5 separate regions of the Homo sapiens genome follow, and regions 1, 3, 4 and 5 are each linked to region 2. Evidence: chromatin contacts called from ENCODE Hi-C or POLR2A ChIA-PET data. All regions are on one chromosome and are shown on one strand. Each heading gives the region's core, a stretch centred on a gene start or an enhancer-like site at or near the end of the contact. The rest is flanking DNA. Distances are from core to core; before and after follow the strand shown.

Region 1 (2,700 bases), core at 92-2,591, 1.2 Mb before region 2:
GCGGTTTCCACACTTTCCCGGAGCGGGACTCCGCTCCCCGCGCCGGCTCACGGCCTTCCCGCCCTACAGGGTGTACAAGACGCGAGCCGACGTGTGCTGCGGGGCGCGGCAGAGAGAAGCGCCAGAAGCCACACAGAAAAGCGTCAATTCGACCGCCACCGAGAGCGCGAAGGGGCCACAAGCCAATTTCCGCAAAGGAGATGAGCTGGGCGAGGCTCGGTCTGGCCTCCAACTTAAACCTGTCCGCAGCCTCGGCCGAGTGGCGCGTGTCCTGGGGGCGCTCTGTGGTCGCCACGGCCGCCCGGCTTCGCACCTTTGCGGCTTTGGTCCGAGCGCCCGGCCTCGGCCGCCGCGTGGGTTTTCCCGCTCTCGCCGAAGCGTGCCATGCCCATGCCCCATTCCCTGGCCAGGCTCTACCCTGCACCAGTCCGAAAGGAGGCGGCACTCTGCCGAGCTGCGTGCGTGTAAGCGCGGCGGCTCCGGTCCGCTCGCTTCCCCTCCCCCCGCAACCCCCTTCCTACGGCGCAAGCACAGAGGCCTTTCCTAGATTGCAGTGCCTGTCAGGGCGAGCCGGGATCTCTCGCCCTAGCGGCCTCGCTCCCTCATACACAGACACACACATTCGCATACAGACGTCCTCCGTTCCGTTTTCCCTTCCTTCTCGTCTAGCTCGACTTACCCCAGTTCATTCCACCCCCTGCGGCCGCCACCCCGAGCCAGCCGGGGAGCCGGCGAGAAGGCCAGGAAGCTGTATGGCAGCGCTCCTACTCACCTCACAGGCCGACTCCCGAGGCGCACGTCGCTGGCGGGCTCAGGCAGCAGGCGCTGTAGCTAGCGCGGTCGCAGTCAAGGCTGGGCTGTCGCCGTCGCCGCAGCTGTTCGAGCTGCCTTAGCCGCCACCGCCGCTGCTACTGCTGCCGCCGCCGCCGCCGCCTCTGCCTCAGCTCCATACGCTGGGCCCGCCAGGTGGACGCGCCTCTCTCCTCGCTCGCTCCCTCAGGCTCCGCCGCCGCCGCGCTAGATGGAGTCAGAGCTGTCGGGCTCTGGCCCTGAAACTCAGAGCCTCCGCGGCTGCCCGGCTGCTCCAAGGGTCCGTGCTTCGCTTACACTGTCGCTCGCCCCGGCTGGAGCTACCTAGCGAGCGGGCTGCGCGCTCGGCGCCTGGAGCCCGCTCTGTGCGGTGGCTGCGGCCGTCCGCGAGAGGGAGAGAGGAGGGCGGCTGCTACTGTCGCTATAGCTGTTAAAGCTATTGCTAAATGCTGCTACTGCCGCTAATGCTACTGCTGTGGCGGCGGTGGTGGCGGCGGCGGCTGCTGCTGCTGCTGCTGATGCTACTGGTTTTCCTTCCCAGGTTCTTCCCCTGCCTCGTCCCCCCTCCTCCCCCTTCCTCCTCCTCCTCCTACTCCTCCTCCTCCTTCTCTTCCTCCTCCCTCTTCTCCTCCCTCTGCCGCTTTTCTCAGAGCCTCTGCAGGCACTGCCTGGTCCCCTCTTCTCCCGGAGCTGTCTCTGCCCATTCAGAAAGGTGCCCAGAGTGGGGCCGCCTCTGCTGCCACCATCGCTGTTGCCCCTGCCATTGTTTCCTCCAACACGGCTGTTCTTGCTGGACGCCTTCCCCCCTCTACCCTTCTTCCCCACCACAGCTCTCCCTTTCCCTCCCGCTCTCCTTACCCTCTCTATGGTCCCTTCCTTATGTGCCCCCCCAACTCTGTCCGTCTGTCCTTCCCTCCCCTCGGGCGCCCGGGAGCGCGCACTGCGCGGCCACCTGTCATAAAGGGCGCGCACCCCCCTTCCCCATTCCCACCCCGCCCCCCACTCGCGTTCCTGCTGCCCTTCCAGTCCACTACGCCAGTGGTGCGTTCTTCCCCTGGCAGACACGCAACCGGACACCACTCTCCCATGCCTTTTAGGGCAGTTGTGTGTGCGGAGAGGGGCACTCTGAAGTTTGGGGAAGAATATTTGAATGGTTTCATCCACCAAGCATCTAACCATTCAACCTTTACCTACTCTTAACTTAAGGGCCTGGGCCCCCAGGAAGGTGGGTCCTTTTTGAAGGGTTGGATGAAGGCAGACAATTGGGGAGTGACGTTTGGGGAATAAAGGAAAGAAGGGAAGCTGAATATGGCCAGGAAGGAAAACAGATCTGCCTGATGGCTGTCATTGAAAAATCTCTTAGGTGGTCATTTTCCTTCAGACGTCCTGGGAACTCAACAGGAAACAGCAAAACGATTGGAGAGCAACTCAGGAGGGACCATTTAGTACTTCTGGAGTCCTGGGTGCAAGGTTGAGGCCTGAGCCTCGGGAGATTTGTCACCACTAGGAGCCAAGGCAAGAGATGAAAAGGTTGGTACTAGAACAGAAGGGGTAAAAGTAGCTACTTTGTGTGCACTTGCTCCAACATCATTGCCAAAGCACAGCTTCTCCAGTCAGGCAGGGCCTCATTTCAGATTTCTTTGCTGCCACAGCTACAGCGTCATTTTGCTACGAGGGCTCAGGCTTTGAGATCTGATGTGTGCAACTTCTCACCATCACCTGTCACACAATCCCTCCCCAGAAACAGTGCAGAGGCGGGGGTATATTTTCTTTTCCCTGGCAAAGTACAGGAGATAAATGTTCCAGATATCCCATTGACAATAAGGTCTGGGTCACTTTACCAAGTTTGAGGCGCTCTACCATGGGTCTTTCATTCCTGGACAATAAACT
Region 2 (2,703 bases), core at 29-2,528:
CACTTATTTCTAGAAGCTCTTACATCCTTTGGTTTCTGTGAGGCTCTGCCTTGTTCTTTGACAGACAATCGACAACTTTTTTTTTTTGCTGCCTTTTTTCCTTCATAAATGCTTGACCTGCTGCTTTTTATGTCTTTACAGTACTTTAGAGATTTCTTATGAAAGCTCAACTAAACCTGAAGTACCAACTATCAAATTTATCTCTGATCAGATCTCCCTCTGCCTGGTCAATTCTATCTGAATGACCCATAGGCTCTTATAACTTAACTTCTCAAATTAAACTCATCATTTCTCCTCTGTGTTCCCTTGCTCAACGATATTTATGCCCAAATCCTATTCTGAAATCTGGGAGTCATACTAGAATCCAAATTCCCCTTTATCCTCTACATGAAATTAGTCAAAAAGTTCTATTGATTCTAAGCCCCATTAATTCTCAAAATTCATCTCAACTGCCACTGCTTTAGTTTAGATTTTCATCACCCACTGCCTTCAAACTGGTGTCTCTGTCTCCAATTTTGTCTTCCTCAAATTAATCTTCTATGTTGTGTTAGAGTGATCATAAAAGTTAAATCTGACCATGAAGCTGGCCTACTTAAAAATCTTCAGTAGCTTACTGTTGCTCTAAGGGTAAACTCTCTACTCTTTAACATTCAGCATACCAAAGGCCCTGTGCTCCCTCAAATGATTATAGATGACTCCACTTTGGATTCAGCTATACTGCTTTTGTAATTCCCAGCAAGGTGCCACTAATGGCTTTGTTTGTGCTATTCCCTCTGCCTGGACTGTCTTTCCCTGTCTGCTTGGCTAAGCTCCCCTTCATGATTCAGCTTAGGTATCCCCCATTCATGCTCCCACATCATCCGATGCTATGCTGTGAGCACTACTGTATCCGGTCCCTCACTATATCTAGTTGTTCCAAGGCAGGGACTAAATTCTTCATTCCTGCACTCTGCGCCCTAGCACCATGCATTTTCGTGAATCACTCCCTGGTTTGGGGTACTGGTGTGTATGTGTATGCGCATGTGCGTATATGCGCATATGAATGGAGAGTAAATTTGAATTTTTGCTGGGCACACGGCGCAGTGAAGACAAGAAAGGGGCACTATTTTAACACAACCTTTTCCCGTGATCACCACCGAAAATTACTGACGAGTCAATCACCTCAGATCTCTCAAGCAGTCCAGCCTACGCAACAGTACTCCACCTCTGCGCCTGTGCGGGGAGGGTAAGGCGGGGCCAGCAACTTCCTCAGCTGGAGGGAGAGCGCACGGTGGAGCCGCCAGTTGAGAAGGACTCTGATCCGGCTCAGCTTTCCAATCAGCTGCGGAAGGAGCCACGCTTTCGGGGGTTGCAAGATGGCGGCCACCAGTGGAACTGATGAGCCGGTGAGACGCTGTTCTGGGGTCGGGTGAGTGGGGAGGTCGAGCCAGGTGGAGCCTTTTTTTTTTCTTTTTTGAGACAAGGTGTCACTCAGTCGCCCAGGCTGGAGTGCAGTGGTGGGATCACCGCTTACTGCAGCCTCGACCTCCAGCGCTCAGATCTTCCGCCCACCTCATCCTCCCGAGGAGCTGGGACTACAGGCCCGTGCCACCACGCCCAGCTACATTTTTTGTATTTTTTGTAGAGACGGGGTTTCGCCATGTTGCCCAGGCTGGTCTCAAACTCCTGGGCTCAGGCGATCCGCCCGCCTCGGCCTCCCAAAGTGCTGGGATTACAGGCACGAGTCACTGCGACTGGCCTTGGGGGGAGCCACCGCGCCCGGCCTTGGGGGGAGCCTTGAACTCTTTTTCCTCCTTTCTAGGTTTCCGGGGAGTTGGTGTCTGTGGCACATGCGCTTTCTCTCCCAGCAGAGTCGTATGGCAACGATGTGAGTATGACTCACCCACAGCTCCCACCCACTCAGCTAGCCTGGGATCTCTGCAGGACCTGCCTGCCACTAAGTTATAACTTCACGTCCTGATAATCTACTGCAGACCCTCTCCACTTACACCAGAAACTGCACCTTCGTTCAGTTCGTTTTAATCTTGGTCCACAAACGCAGGACTAACGCCTGTGGAAGTGGTTCCCCAAGTTGGCCACGCTTTAGAATTACTGGGGAGCTTTTAAACATCCCGCTGCCTAGATTGCAGTTCATACCACCTAAATCAGAATGTCTGGGTAATGAGAGCCAAGAATCAGTATTTTTAAAGGGTCTCTGAGGGATTCCATTGTGCAGCTTATGGTGTGTCTGGTTTAGAAAATTACTGAGAAAGTATATGAGGTATTTTCCAAAACAAGACAAGAGGATGTGAGAATAGTAAAAACACCCAAATAAGAGTGTGATACATATAATGAGTGGGTCAGGCCATAAGATCCAAATAATTTAGCTGAAGGAGAAATCCCTAAGGGGCCAAGGCAGTGGAAGACTTGACTGAGGAAATGGAGCTTTACCTGTATCCTCAAAGTGTAGGTGGACAAAGGACATGGATTGGCACGTGGGAAAAGTGCATGGTCTAAGGCATGGAGGTAACAAATGCAAATGGCTTTTTCTGGAGTCAGTGAAATAGCTCGGTCTCGTTGGAATGGGAGATTCCAGTGGAACCTCCAGTGGGGTGCTTGGTAAGACTTATTATAACCTTGACCTGTTTCATGTGCTAATTCATTTCTAGGTGTTACAGTATGGGGAATTGGCTGTTTGGTAAACAAAAATGATTATGACATGCT
Region 3 (2,733 bases), core at 4-2,503, 1.7 Mb after region 2:
CCAAAGAAGGACATCAATTTCTAGTTTCAGTGTCTGAGCCTGCTCACTTCACGATACTTTTGACAATTGTATATTTTTATTGTACTCTTTGCCAATCTAATAAGCAACTCATTAAGTTTAACTTCCTAGCTTAGTTTTTCTTCTTATGGAATAGTTCAAATACTTAGAAACATAGAGAAGATAGCTTTCTTTCTTAATTCAGCTCAAGTAGACAAGTATCTGAAGTGCTTAACTGGTATTTTTAGAGTATGTGCACAGTTTTTCTCTATTAGAGGAAGCACAGAATGTACAGGAAATAGAGTTAGAATGACTGACGTAGGGTTTGAGTCCTCGTTCATTTTCTAAATTTAAGACTCTTTTTCTCATCTATAAAATTAGAGGGTATAAGTAATTGCTAGTAGTCTTAAAGTCCTAAGAGTATAGGACTCCAAATCACAAACGTTTGAAAACGCATTGTTAAAATTCCTCTACCTGGATTGCTTAATGGTGAGAATACTGTATCTCCTCCACTTCCTAAAGCCTATGAGTTCCACAAGATCTTAGTTTTGTTCATTTATGTATATCAAGTGCCTAGAACATTGCCTAGCATGCTTACATTTGTGGAATGATTGAAAATGGTTAGGAGCTTTCAATCTGGTAAATTGCCTTGAAACAATTATTTGGACAAAGTAATAAATCTGGCATAATTTCACTCTTTGGTCTAACTCTCACACTCCTGAAATGAAAATGCTAGAAAATAGAGAACTCTTACACATCATTCAGGGAGTTACATCGGCCAGCAGTATAGAGTCTCAGATATCCTACTCCTGGGATCTAAAGTCGAACTCCCCACCCCCAACACCTGACGGGGCCCACACTCAAAAGTGTCAAAACTCATAGCTATGCACATTCACAAGACTGTAGAAGTCGGGCTGTCACCTACGCTACTCCACTCTCAGATTCTACATCCCCAGAAGACAAAGAGTTACAGTTCCTTCTCTCACGAATTCCACAACTCCGAAAACCGCGTAATTGAAGCCACCAAAGGCATAGAAGCGGCAGGGAAAGGGGGCTGGGAAGAGGCGAACAGACCCTCTTAAGCCCCAGTCATTGGGAAAAGCCCATGCTGCTGGAAACCGCGTTCTCACCTCCTTCTTTCTTTGGGCAGAGGCTGAGGGAACGTCGCAAACGATGAGCAGCGCCACCACCATGGTCACAGAGACACACCAAAACCGCCAACGCGCTGCCATGTTCGCTCCTCTCCCTTCTATAAGTGAAACTTTGCTCCGGCTAGGTCTGAGGGTGGGGCGTGAGAACAGGCAAATCGGCCCCTTGCCTTTCCTCATTGGTCCAGCTCAGCCCTGCCGGGAGACCCCTCACATTACGTCACAGCGCGCTGGCGCTACACGCCCGCTAAAAGAAGGTTGATTTCTAATTGGCCCCGGTCGGCCAATAGAAAAAAGATAATCTGGAGCGTTTTCATTGGTCCGCTAAAGATAATGACCCGCCCCTTTCTCGATACGTAAACATCTAGCGCGCTGACGCTTTCCAAGCACGCATGCGCAGTTGTGAAATATTGCGGAGTTTTCGGAGTCCAAAATGGCTTGAAGTTGCTAGAACAGAATCTTTCAAAGACTCATTTAGAAGTCCTTGAAATTCGCCGCCTTCATGTAATATTCTAGAAAAATGGGACCTAGCCGCGTGAGGGATAAGAGCTATTTAGTCCGTTATCCTGCCTCCAAAGTACTTCAAAGTGAAAAAATAAAAGTAGGAAAGCAAAAATATACCTAATACCACTGAGGGAAATTTTTAAAGGTAAATATGAACAAGAGCTTGTTGAATACCTATTGTGTCCTAGAAACTGCCAGGAGCGCTGAAAAAAGAGGACATCAAAGATTATTTTTTAAAGTTTTTGTTTATTTATGGCTTTTTTTGAGATGGAATTTCGCTCTTGTAGCCCAGGCTGGCGTGCAGTGGCGCCATCTCGGCTCACTGCAACCTACGCCTCCCGGGTTCAAGCGATTCTCCTGCCTCAGCCTCCCGAGTAGCTGGGATTACAGGCGCCCGCCATCACGCCTGGCTAATTTTTTGTATTTTAGTAGAGACGGGGTTTCGCCATGTTGGGCAGGCTGGTCTCGAACTCCTGACCTCAGGTGATCCGCCCGCCTCGGCCTCCCAAAGTTCTGGGATTACAGGCGTGAGCCACCAAGCCCGGCCGGCTTTTTTTGTTTGTTTTTTCAGTTAAACTCCTTGACTTAATATTTAAAGCACCAACAAGGACTTTAATTGCAGGTTATAGACAGCAAATTCCTTCTTTTTATTCATTATTTTGTTTGGGGGATGGGTACAAAAGTAAGGTTGTAAAGAAGGAAAACACCAACAAGATAAAATCAATCTGCCTACAATTTGGATTTATTTTGATGGTGTGGAAAATATTATATGACTATTATTTTAGGCGCTACTGGATAAAAAAACCAGGAAATTAATTTCAGTATGTTGGAGAGACAAGGAGATGGGATGGAAAGAAAAATAGCTGGTTCCGAAGTGAAGAGATGTGAAATACAGATGTGAAAAAAAGTTAAATCATTTATGGAAACTTATATTAAGAAAATGCAGGCCGGGTGCGATGGCTCATGCCTGTAATCTCAGCACTTTGGGAAGTCGAAGTGGGTGGATCACCTGAGGTCAGGAGTTCAAGACCAGCCTGACCAACATGGCAAAACCCCCGTCTCTACTAAAAATTTAAAAATTAGC
Region 4 (2,700 bases), core at 166-2,665, 1.9 Mb after region 2:
TAAGATCAGTGCTTGAGATATTTTGCAGACCCTGCATTCTCATGCAGCAGAGGACACCACCCAGACTGATAATCTGGCTCAACTAGCTCCACGATCCCACCCAGGAAGAACTCGCAAGAACTCACTTCGACCCCGTGATTTAATCTTCATCCCGACCAACTAGCACTCCCCACTTTCCGAACCCATACCTGCCAAATTATCCTTAAAAACTCTGATTCCAGAATGCTCAGGGAGACTGATTTGAGTGATAATGAAACTCTGGTCTCCCGCACAGCGCTCAGCGTGAATTATTCTTTCGCCATTGCAATTCCCGTCTTCATAAATCAGCTCTGTCTAGGCAGCGGACAAGGTGAACCCATTGGGCGGTTACACTTTCGTTTTCAATACATCTCTGCTTTTATTGCTTCATTCTTTCTTTGCTTTGTGCATTTCGTCCAGTTCTTAGTTCAAGACGCTAAGAACTTGGACACCCTCCACGGGTAACAGGACTACAGGTGCCCGCCACCACGTCTAGCTAATTTTTTGTATTTTTAGTAGAGATGGGGTTTTGCTATGTTGCTCAGGCTGGTCTCGAACCACTGGGCTCAAGCAATCTGCCGGCCTTGGCCTCCCAAAGTGCCGGGATTAAAGGCGTGAGCCACCGCGCCTGGCCCACTAAACTTCTCTGTGCATCAGTTATTTCATTTGCCTAATGAGGATAACAGTAGTCACTACTGCGTTTTGTGAGCGTTGGTTAATATATGAAAAATGCCACGTGTTTGCCATTAGCATCAATCATGCCATAACCAGAAAAATTACATTGCATTTTTTATTTTAAAAAAGGTGGGGGCCAGAGTGGACCTGGGCCTCTTCCAACTTCTGAGAGGTCTCTATTACTAAGTAAGCCTTAAGAAGCAGAATTCCATGAAGGGAGCTAGGAAACCAGGATTTTCCAAAAGGAGGTGGCATTTGCATTGATCCTGGTAGGGCAGCCTCGAATTCCACGGGGTTGGGGTTGCGCCTTTTCCAAGGCAGCCCTGGGTTTGCGCAGGGACGCGGCTGCTCTGGGCGTGGTTCCGGGAAACGCAGCGGCGCCGACCCTGGGTCTCGCACATTCTTCACGTCCGTTCGCAGCGTCACCCGGATCTTCGCCGCTACCCTTGTGGGCCCCCCGGCGACGCTTCCTGCTCCGCCCCTAAGTCGGGAAGGTTCCTTGCGGTTCGCGGCGTGCCGGACGTGACAAACGGAAGCCGCACGTCTCACTAGTACCCTCGCAGACGGACAGCGCCAGGGAGCAATGGCAGCGCGCCGACCGCGATGGGCTGTGGCCAATAGCGGCTGCTCAGCAGGGCGCGCCGAGAGCAGCGGCCGGGAAGGGGCGGTGCGGGAGGCGGGGTGTGGGGCGGTAGTGTGGGCCCTGTTCCTGCCCGCGCGGTGTTCCGCATTCTGCAAGCCTCCGGAGCGCACGTCGGCAGTCGGCTCCCTCGTTGACCGAATCACCGACCTCTCTCCCCAGCTGTATTTCCAAAATGTCGCTTTCTAACAAGCTGACGCTGGACAAGCTGGACGTTAAAGGGAAGCGGGTCGTTATGAGGTAATTCTGCACGTTTGCCCGCGTGCTCTCTGTGCTCTGTCGCAAACCTCTTTGGCCGGAGCCGACTTGTTCTCTCGTCTGCTCTAAGTTCTTTTAGCTTTTGGCTGGGCCCCAGGGGTCCTAGGCTTGGAGGGCGAGGCTGCTCACGGGTTTGGTGGTTTCTAGCCGCATTTTCCCCAGCCCAGAAAGCACCCGAAGTCACCCTTCGGGGATGGATCCCACTGAGGAAGGGCTGAGATTGCCGCTGGGACCCATTTTGTCCTTTTTCCTATTGGTGAAATGCAGTTCCGTTGCCTCCAGCTCCCAGTCGGCGAGATGGGACTTAATGCTTATCCTGCAAATCTCTAGGCTTCAAGGAAGGGACCTTGAAAGGTCATTTTACTTTCCCTTCCCCCACGCTCCTAGACCGTCGCAGCCAAATGAGAAACGGCCCACATCTCACAGGTTCCTGCACAAAAGGATATTTTTCCAAGAGGATGTTGATTTAACTTCAGGAGTAGACCCCCCCGCCCCCCGCCACTAAAGAATTGGGGTGGGAGGGTAGGGCGGGGCGAACTGGAGGAGGCCCTGCAGAGCTTACGTAACAGGCGTCTGCTGCCCTGCAGCGCGGTATCGTTGGACTCTTGGGCACAGGATTTGCATCAGGATTGTGACATACTAGGTAATGGTAGAGCAGGGTGTGGCTGCTCATACTTGCTGGCCTCCAATCTCATCCCCACGTGTGGCTAGAAAAGTAGAATTTTAAAATTGGGGGAAGTTTCCTCGTGCACTTTGGGTCTCTTACTCTGCGCATGTGGATCTCTAGTCACTTGCCAACACGGTTTCTCTCTTATCTGCCAGAATTGTTGGTAGAGTGGGCAGCTTTTACATTTATCCTTTTTGTCACGTGTGATATATTTGTGCATACCAGGAGCAAGGTGCAGGAGGATGAGTCGGTATGTAACTGATGGACTTGACTGTTCATATACCTTAACAGGATCCAAGAGTGGTGTTTTTGAGGGGTCATAAAGGTTTCTGTTGATAGCATTTTGCAACCTTGACCTTTTTGGGAAGTGGTTGATTGATGGGTAGGTATTTATTTGGCTGGTGTAATCTAGCCCCTTTTCCAATTTGGGCTGGTTCAAATG
Region 5 (2,700 bases), core at 28-2,527, 1.6 Mb after region 2:
AAAAAATTACTTAATTCACATTGTGGGATGAAAATTCAAATGTCAAACTGAAACGCCAGCCAGCCACCTGGGTAAAAGTGTATACATTTCATATTGACTACCCAAATTTTCAGACCCGTCAAGAGGCAAATCAGAAGCACACAGAAAAACAGCTTCAACCTAATAAACGTGCTTGATTGGTTAAGAGGAGGCCTGCCAGGCATTTTCCCTTGCAATAAATCTTACTTCGCATCAGCCCACGTTAACCTGCCCTTCATCCTTCATGGAATAAATAAGTAAATAAAGATAGGGCCTAATTACTCCTCGAAATTTGCCCAGAAAGTGGGGAAACACTTGAGGTCCCATTAAGGCTGGACATCACAAAAAGTAGTATACTAGGGTCCTCTGGAAGCAAAACCCTGTGTTAAGTCCCCCCTCGCCTAGAAATAAACCCAAGGATATCCTTCAGGATATGGAGTAGAAAAGATACCTAAATACCTGGAACTGCACCACAACCCAATCAAAAAAAGGCTTGTCTCCTGGGGCTGCAGAAAAAAAATCCCGCAGGGCCCGGGTGCTTCCCATCTCCAGCAACCTAAACGCCTCTAAGTCGTCCTGGGATCTCACATCCTCGCGCCCGCCCACCCCTCCCCCTCTTCTCACCCTCCCCCCGCTTCTTCCCCACGCAGTTTCTAGGCCCAAAGATTAGCAAAAATGACCGGGATACCAAAGACCGCCTCCGACTTCGAGGTCTCAATCCCACAGGCACCAAAGAATAAACAGAGGAGCCCGACCAAGCGTCACCGTTTAGGGGAGATTGCAAGAAGCGCCCCATACCCTAGGCCGCGCCCCCCCCACCTCCCCCCACCCCATCCCCACCCCCACCCCCGTCGGAGCCTTGCGCCGATACCCCGAAACCCTTCTCACCTAAAGAGAAAACGATGCCTCTTTCGGCTAAGCAACACACAGGCCTAACCCACCAAGCGAACGCCTTCCCAAACACCCGACTCAGACGGTGCCTGGGCCCAGACCGCTGGGGCCCATGAGACGGGGTTGCGTTTTACCTCATGGGCTCAGCGGTCATGTTTTCGCTTGAACGCCTTGTCGGCTTCTGTGATTGCTGGGCGCCGATCTGCGCTCCCCCGCGCCCGGTTACGATAGAAATGCACTGGAGTCTTAGTCGTCACTGTAGCTGCTGCTGGAACCTCCCCACAGCTCAAAGGCCGCTACCACTGCCACCGCCGCAGGAGCCGCGGAAACAAAGCGACACCGCTGCCGCCGCCATTTTGTTGGGCCGAGGCTCAGGCAGGAGAATTGGCGCGTCCTCCCTCTTTCTCTTTCCGTCAGCCATTGGCTACCTCCTCCAAAGCACAGAGTCTTATTGGCTACGGAAATTCACCTTCTTTGGGGGCCTGTTGCTAAGGCGGTCGACGTCATTTGATCCCCTCCACCTTTTCGCAGGGGGTCCAATTTAGTCCCAATTGACCTGAAAGTGCTAGTGACATAGTTTGACTTTATTTTGAAAATGCTCTTTTGGTCCAACCTCTTTTTTCTTTGACATATTAACGAAGTAATAACAGCAACCTACATTTATTGAGAGTTTACTATATGCTCGGCACTACACTAATCCTTTATCCGGGTTATCTCATTTAATCTTTACACTCTCTGAGGTAGACAAACCTACATTTTCCAGATGAGGAAACCAAGACACAAAGTCCCACAGTAGTGGAGCCGAGATTCACCAGACACTCTTAACCACTAATCTGTATGGCCATCCTATGTAAGTATTTTCTTTCCTATATGCTAGGCTATCATCAAGTTATTTGCTTTCCTAGATGTTTTATACATAATATTTGGCACACCAACATGCTTGGAAATGTATATGTGTATAATATACTTATATATATGTATATGTGTGCAGACGACATAAGACCAACTTGAACGCTGCATAAAATTCTTTCCATATTGAATAAAGTGTCTCTTAGAATACACACACACACACACACACACACACACACACACACACACACACGGGCCATTTCCCCAATTTGATGTGATGTTTAGCTCACAAACCAATCAATTTAGATCTGCTTCCTTCTCATTACAGAGGAAGCTTGGCTGGATGATCTGTAAATGCCTTTCCCGCTTTTATGATCTATAATTTGATTTTACATTGGTAATCTCTGCTAATCACAAACAAGTCCTCTAAAATCTAATCGCTTCGAAATTTATTTCCAAATTTATTCTGCCATGCATGCTTTAGTTCATTCTATTTATTTTTCTTGAAATATGCAAGAGCTCCTGTCGGGGTTAGGTGACAGGGTTGCTGCTTTCTACTGGGATAGCAAGAGGGGAGCCTTTTTTGAATGAAACACTTTGAAAATCTGATAGGCTCAGGCAACTTTTTTTTTTTTTTTTTCTGAGACAGGGTCTAGCTCTGTCACCCAGGCTGGAGTGCAGTGGCGTGACGCAGTTCACTGCAGCCTCGACCTCCTAGGCTCAAGCAATCCTCCCACCTCAGCCTCTCAAGCAGCTGGGACTGCAGGCGCGTGCCATCAAGCCCAGCTAATTATGTATTTATGTATTGGTATAGATGAGGTAGGTCTGTCTGTTGCCCAGGCTGGTCTCAAACATCTAAGCTCAAGCCATCCTCCAACCTCGACCTCCCAAAGTGCTGGAGTTACAGGGGTGAGCCACCGCGCCTGGCCTCAGGCAACTTTT

What was found. Hi-C counts contacts between places; a loop is a spot of excess contacts on that map. ChIA-PET counts read pairs that join two places held with the same protein, here RNA polymerase II (POLR2A). Pooled maps may share reads with other maps.
Region 1: a pooled map shows a loop between it and region 2 (11-fold over the local background). The contact joins the promoter of NEXMIF here to the promoter of PBDC1 in region 2. A Hi-C loop is called at or near these places in 6 of 37 single-sample maps with no recorded cell type and 8 of 50 pooled maps. POLR2A ChIA-PET finds 5 or more read pairs at or near these places in 1 of 52 experiments (WTC11).
Region 3: a map of B cell shows a loop between it and region 2 (20-fold over the local background). The contact joins the promoter of MAGT1 here to the promoter of PBDC1 in region 2. A Hi-C loop is called at or near these places in 6 of 168 maps with a recorded cell type or tissue (B cell, CD4-positive, alpha-beta memory T cell, CD8-positive, alpha-beta T cell and 3 more), 10 of 37 single-sample maps with no recorded cell type and 15 of 50 pooled maps. POLR2A ChIA-PET finds 5 or more read pairs at or near these places in 1 of 52 experiments (CD4-positive, alpha-beta T cell).
Region 4: a loop to region 2 is called in a map of CD8-positive, alpha-beta T cell, with 8 times the contacts of the local background. The contact joins the promoter of PGK1 here to the promoter of PBDC1 in region 2. A Hi-C loop is called at or near these places in 1 of 168 maps with a recorded cell type or tissue (CD8-positive, alpha-beta T cell), 3 of 37 single-sample maps with no recorded cell type and 15 of 50 pooled maps. POLR2A ChIA-PET finds 5 or more read pairs at or near these places in 1 of 52 experiments (GM10248).
Region 5: a loop to region 2 is called in a map of naive thymus-derived CD4-positive, alpha-beta T cell, with 4 times the contacts of the local background. The contact joins the promoter of ATRX here to the promoter of PBDC1 in region 2. A Hi-C loop is called at or near these places in 1 of 168 maps with a recorded cell type or tissue (naive thymus-derived CD4-positive, alpha-beta T cell), 1 of 37 single-sample maps with no recorded cell type and 7 of 50 pooled maps.

What each region holds. Positions count from the first base shown.
Region 1 is chrX:74,924,111-74,926,810 of GRCh38, forward strand. NEXMIF (neurite extension and migration factor) reads right to left here and starts at 1,342. Exons shown (of 4, transcript NM_001008537.3): 1 at 773-1,342. RefSeq lists a silencer at 221-380.
Region 2 is chrX:76,171,784-76,174,486 of GRCh38, forward strand. It overlaps PBDC1 (polysaccharide biosynthesis domain containing 1), which reads left to right and starts at 1,279. Exons shown (of 6, transcript NM_016500.5): 1 at 1,279-1,385; 2 at 1,802-1,867. The coding sequence starts at 1,356. RefSeq lists enhancers at 1,291-2,148, 1,362-1,661.
Region 3 is chrX:77,894,182-77,896,914 of GRCh38, forward strand. It overlaps MAGT1 (magnesium transporter 1), which reads right to left and starts at 1,254. Exons shown (of 10, transcript NM_001367916.1): 1 at 1,128-1,254. The coding sequence starts at 1,229. RefSeq lists an enhancer at 1,001-1,250.
Region 4 is chrX:78,102,833-78,105,532 of GRCh38, forward strand. PGK1 (phosphoglycerate kinase 1) reads left to right here and starts at 1,416. Exons shown (of 11, transcript NM_000291.4): 1 at 1,416-1,573. The coding sequence starts at 1,509. RefSeq lists a silencer at 1,303-1,362.
Region 5 is chrX:77,784,939-77,787,638 of GRCh38, forward strand. ATRX (ATRX chromatin remodeler) reads right to left here and starts at 1,278. Exons shown (of 35, transcript NM_000489.6): 1 at 1,044-1,278. The coding sequence starts at 1,063. RefSeq lists a silencer at 892-941 and enhancers at 1,042-1,151, 1,162-1,351.